Linked DNA regions of Homo sapiens: region 1 is linked to region 2. Evidence: chromatin contacts called from ENCODE Hi-C data. All regions are on one chromosome and are shown on one strand. Each heading gives the region's core, a stretch centred on a gene start or an enhancer-like site at or near the end of the contact. The rest is flanking DNA. Distances are from core to core; before and after follow the strand shown.

Region 1 (2,983 bases), core at 450-2,949, 1.7 Mb after region 2:
CCACAAGTCTTTGTGACTTTAGTAACTGAAAAGTCCATGGAACTGTGAACAGATGGGCAGGAGCTTCTCGACCCCCTAATAGGCACCCCAAGTTCAATCTGCCTTTTCCCCCAAATCCTCTTCTAGAAGCACCTGGCAGGGGCTCTGCCTGAGCTCACAACTCCAACAAGGTCAATGTACACCAATCGGATTGGAGGGACTGAGGAGTGGGCAATCCTGCCCAGGAGGGAGAGCATGGGACAACCAGGTAAGACAACTGGGTACCAGACACGATTTCACCATTTAGCACAAGTAACCTTTAATCTTCCCAACTGTCCTATGTGGTTACAGCCCATCTTCCTCCTACAGAGGAGCACAGCAGGGCAGCAAGGCTGAGTACCTCGTCAGGGTCATTAAACTTGTATGTGGCAGAGCTGGGATTTGCCTGCGGGGAGCCTGTGTCTAGACTGGCACCATCTGTGGCCTACATCATGGAGCGCATGGCCACGTGTTGGGGGACAGGCTGCCTGGTCTCTCCTTCTCTCCTTTCTGTGCTCTCCTGAGTTGTCAGTCTCAGGTGATGCAGAAGGCAGGTCTCTGGAAGCTACCCCCACCTTCTCATCCCTGTGCTTGAACTTTCATTTTAATTTTTTCATTTAGGGCAGTGTTTCTGGACCTTTTTATAATTATTATTATTGTCCTCTTAAGGAGCATTTTTAGCATCTTTTCCCAATTGTGCCTCCCTGTATGAAATTTTAATACCATAGATACACTGTACATTCCATAGGATTTTCTAGATACAAGATCGCATCATCTGCGAATAGAGATGGTTTTACTTCTTCCTTACATGGACATATGTATGGACTGTGAGCCTTTGGAGGGTCAGAAACCATGGTAATAGCCAAGATGGTCAACTGCCCTTCCTCCCCTGCCTTTTCATCCTCTGTGGGGTGATAATGCCTCTGTTGAGAATGCATGATTTAGGGTAAGGCCCCACCCCGTTACAATGTAGGTAAGAAGTGGTCACGGGAAGGAGTGGGTGGGATGCGGGCTGCACCTCTATGTGGGTGGAGACTAGGTGGGCCAGATGGAGGGAGATGGAAGGGAATGGAGATCCAGGTTTCTGAGAACACACTCGCCTGTAGTGGCCTTGGTCCTGGTCCCAGGCACAGGCACAGGCTGAGCCTGGGGCTAGGGGAGGAATGGGGCCAGTACCGTCACTTATTTTTGTCTCTGAATCCAGATGTCAGCTCCAGACCCGCTGGACCTGAATAAAGCAAATACCTGTGGAGACTCTGTTGAGAGAAGAGTCTAGAATTTCAACAGATTCTCCCCATACTAAAAGCAAACAAACAAAAACAAAATGAAACAACCAAACAAACAAAAACAAAAAACAGGAAGTTTGGACGTCTCTGTTCACCCTTACAAAATGCATTTGCTGTCAAGTGAGGGGAAAATTCCTTCATTCTTGGCTCAAGGAACTTCCTTAAACTAAGACCAGCTGCCTGGACTGTGCTAAATTCAGTTTATAAATATTATAAATATCCCAAACTTGATAGCCAAGCACATTACAAAAGCTAGCTAGCTAACCGCAGAAATTTTCCAAAATGCTAGCCAGTCAGACAAGTATGAGATATTGTGAAATCCTGTGTTGCTTGTCTGATTTCCTGAAATCATTCCTCTCAGACTGAGTGCAGAAGGCCTGGGGGTGGAATTCAGGAGCACTGACTATCTCCTACAGTTCTAGAGCCTTAAAGCCCTGGCCGACCCCAGGGTGGATTGATTGCACAGTAAGTCAGACCAACCAGCTGGGCGCAGTGGCTCATGCCTGTAATCCCAGCACTTTGGGAGGCCGAGGCAAGTGGACCTAGGGTCATGAAGAAGGTGGAGGCACTGAGGCCCTGAGTGATTTTATAAAGAACACCTTAGCAAATATCCAGCACTATGGGTTCACCTTCACTCAGGACCCACAAAGCCCCACGTTCTGACAGATTTTGTTTATCAGACAAATTGCACTTAGTCATGCTTCATTCATTTTTCTCGGAGACTTCCCAGGTTACATAGACCTGAGATAATCTCCCCATCTCGCCGTCACCCCCCACGAAGTCACTCCATGTTTCTGTTTGCAATACAGTCTTACATGGATCAATATTAGATTTTCATGGTGCTCTTTGCATTTTGCAACTATTGCTTAAGCTGGAGACCCAAAACGAGCACTAGCTTTAGAGTCAAAGACTCCTGGATTCCAGTTTCAGCTGAGAGACTGTGAGCACATCGCCAGCCCACTCTGATCCTGTATCCTATTTGTACAATCACCTATTTCCCATCAATTGCAAGGCTGGAAAGAAAAGTGCCCACTCTGGCCAGTACACGGTAGGAGCTTAGTAAGCTTAAGCTCTCTTGCTTCCCCACTACCCTAAAGTGTTAGGGGAAAGACAGATGTGGGGAATGTCACCTGGGAAGCTCCAGCTGTATGCTTCACAATCCTACTGAGAGGTGACAGCCTGCTGGCAGCCCTGGCTCGCTCTCGGGCCTCCCCTGCCTTGGCTCCCACTTTGGCGGCACTTGAGGAGCCCTTCAGCCCGCCACTGCATGGTGGGAGCCCCTTCCTGGGCTGGCCGAGGCCAGAGCCGGCTCCCTCAGCTTGCGGGGAGGTGTGGAGGGAGAGGCGCAGGCAGGAACCGGGGCTGCGCGCGGCGCTTGTGGGCCAGCGCGAGTTCCGGGTGGGCATGGTCCGCAGGCCCAGCACTGGGAGCGGCCAGCGGGCCCCGCCAGCCCCCCGCAAGTGAGGGGCTTAGCACCTGGGCCAGCAGCTGCTGTGCTCGACTTCTCGCCAGGCCTTAGCTGCCTCCCCGCGGGGCAGGGATCTGGACCTGCAGCCCTCCACGCCTGAGCCTCCCCCCACCGCCCCGCTATGGGCTCCTGTGCGGCCGGAGCCTCCAGGACGAGCGCCACCCCCTGCTCCATGGCACCCAGTCCCATCGACCACCCAAGGGCTGAGGAG
Region 2 (2,700 bases), core at 193-2,692:
ACCCTGAGAATGGGCCTGGACTGGGACCAGCCTGTGAGGGGAGGGAAAGAAAGAGGCCATAAAGAGGACTGGGGAGGAGCAAAGAAGAGGCACAGGAGTGAGGGGATTAGAGAAGGAAAGAAGTGTGGATTTAGCTGAGAGAAATCCAAGAAGAAAGGGACACAGGGTGGCAGGAGTTCCCAGCTGAGGTCAGGGTTCTGAACTGAAATCAAAAGAGGTAGAGTGCATTGGGATTCTGGCGAAGGGCAGGAGAGATTGGGGCTGTTGTTGAACATGAGGGGGTGTCTGGAACTGAGAGCCTCCTGGGAATTGAATTGGATTTTGTGTTAGACAGGTCTGGGTTCTGAAGAAGGGGAGGGTTTGGGTCTGCGGTGTTTTAGGTTGGCAGTCTGAGAGTCAAAAGAAGGCTCTTGAGGGGGATGGCCGGACTAGGAGGCCAGAGGAGGGGTGCAAGTCCAAGATATGCATGTGGGTGGTTAGGCCTGAGTGAGGTGCCACCAGATGGAGGATTCAGGAGTGTTTGGGCTCAGGGTTTGGGAAATTGAGGGTATTCGAGATCTAGAAGGTGGAATAAGTTTTCAAATTCCAGAATTTTAGGTCTGATGGGAGAGGTGGTGGAAAGGTCCAATTGAAAGGCAGGGACTGCTGGGATGTGAGAGGTGGAGGCCAGGAATTTGGAGGTTAGAGTGGAGAACATGTTAGGGGACCACAGTGATAATCAGAGGGAGGATGTCAGAGAGAAAATTCTGTGATCTGGGAAGGGGGCTGGGCTGAGGTGGGGCTGATATTGGACTGGTGTTGGACTGGCTCTCGGCAGGGCTAGGGCTGGGGCTGGGCTGGGGTCGGGCCACACTCTAATCGGATTGGGGCTGGGCTGGGCTGGGCTGACCCCGCGCACCTTTGTGGAGGCCGGTGAGCCGGTCCTTCAGCACCGTCAGCTCGTAGATGCGGCCGAACTCCTCGAACAGCGGCTTGAGGTCCTGCTCGTCCAAGCCCCGCGGGATCTGCCCCACGAAGAGCTTGATGGCGTCGTGGTCCTTCATGGGTACGGCGGGACCGGGGTTTAGCCCGCTCATGCCGACGCCGCTGTCCGCGGTGCTGAAACCCAGGCGCGGGCCGGGGCCAGCGGGCTGCGCTGACCCTCCCGGCGCCGCGGCCATGTCCCCGCCCTGTCAGCCCTCCCGCCGGTCCCACTGGTCCCGCCTGTCCCGCCGTCCCCTCCCTGGACCGGTGGCGAGGGCCAGGGGGAGGGGGCGGAGCCCGGGCGGAGAGGGCGGGGGGCTGCCCAGGGGGCGGGGTCCGGGTGGAGGGGCGTAGAGGGGGTGGGGCGGGCAGGAAAGGGGCGGGGCCGGGGCGGGGCGGGCCCGGGCCGAGGTGGCGGCTGAACGCTGGGGTCTGGCTTGAGGTCCCCGTGCGGCTCTCTCTGGGCTCCCGCCCGAGCTCTCCCAGAGCCGAGCCCCGAGCCCCAGCCCCCGTGCTTGGTGACGTCAGGCAGCTGGCCGCCGAGTCTACGCAAATGATTTGCATAATGAGGAAGCAGCCGCCAATCAGAGTGGGAGTTGACTGGGCTCGCCGGGGGCGGGGGGGGCGGCTGGGCTCACGCGCTCCTGCTCGCCATGGCAACCGGACCCTCGAATGCCCTGTGTGTGTCGAGTGTGTGCGGGCGTGGCCGTGGATCGCGCGTGTGCGCCTTGGGCCGCGTGAGGGGAAGCAGCTTCGTCATGCGTGATGGTGTCTGCCGGAGTCGGGGCTAATCCCCACCGCACACACAGGCACACACAGGCAAACGCAGGCACACGCAGGCACACACACCTCCAAACGCTGGTGCGTTTCCTGCGGGGGTGGATGGGGATTCCTCTTCTCTATTCCCACTATCGAGCCAGTCCCTCGGAGCCAATCCCACCCCGCCCCATCACACATCTCTGTCTTCGGTGTCTTTAACCACTTTCTTACCCCTGAGCCTCAGACACATTCGTCTCCCTTGCAGCCTTAAAAAGAAAGGAAGAATAAAATAAAAACCCCTTAAACACTCCTTGAACACGGATTCCTCCTTAGGAGAGTGAGGGAACTTAGCCGTATTTACTCAGAACCCATTATGCACCAGGTGCCCAGTTCATCCCAGTTCTGTGAACTCAGGAGTGTTCTCTTTTTCCGGAAAAGGAAGCTGAGGTTCTGAGGGTCGAGGATGTTAGGGCCAGGCCCACCCCAACATTTGTTGGGCCCAGCGCAAAATAAGAAATGGAAATCGACATACTGTGCATCTAAACATTTAAAAGATACAAATCAAATTACAATTTGTTAAATATGTTCCCCTCTTATTTTCACAAATACAGGTTCAGAATTACGAAAATGAAAGACATATGTACAGCTACGCTTTCTATATGACTGAAAGTTGGCAAAATATCAGAGCTGATGGAATTTTATTACTCCTGCACATGTCTAGGTATTCTCTTGATGGATCAGTGATGTTTGCACAAAGTAGTAATACAATGTTTGGACAAAGACACATACTTCATAAATTATATATTTATTCCATAATATATTTTTCATGCCTCTTTCAGTAAAATTGCTAATTATTTTAATAGAGATTTCCTTTTTTTTTTTTTGATAGGTTATCATTCTGTCACCCAGGCTGTAGTGCAGTGGTGCGATCTAAGATCACTGCAGCCTCAACCTCCTGGGTTCAAGCGATCCTCCCAC

The links. Hi-C counts contacts between places; a loop is a spot of excess contacts on that map.
Region 1: a loop to region 2 is called in a map of heart right ventricle, with 4 times the contacts of the local background. The contact joins the enhancer-like site here to the promoter of CELF6 in region 2. A Hi-C loop is called at or near these places in 2 of 168 maps with a recorded cell type or tissue (HAP-1 and heart right ventricle).

The regions. Positions count from the first base shown.
Region 1 is chr15:74,049,897-74,052,879 of GRCh38, forward strand. No RefSeq gene overlaps it. Among named protein-coding and RNA genes, the nearest start is that of GOLGA6A, 31 kb to the right of the region's middle. Within about 2 kb of position 1,700, at least 20 of the 41 ENCODE cell types and tissues checked have a DNase peak (open chromatin) inside an H3K27ac peak, as active enhancers do; they include heart right ventricle, where a contact is called at or near this core.
Region 2 is chr15:72,318,715-72,321,414 of GRCh38, forward strand. CELF6 (CUGBP Elav-like family member 6) reads right to left here and starts at 1,443. Exons shown (of 13, transcript NM_052840.5): 1 at 899-1,443. The coding sequence starts at 1,160. RefSeq lists silencers at 1,130-1,469, 1,530-1,579.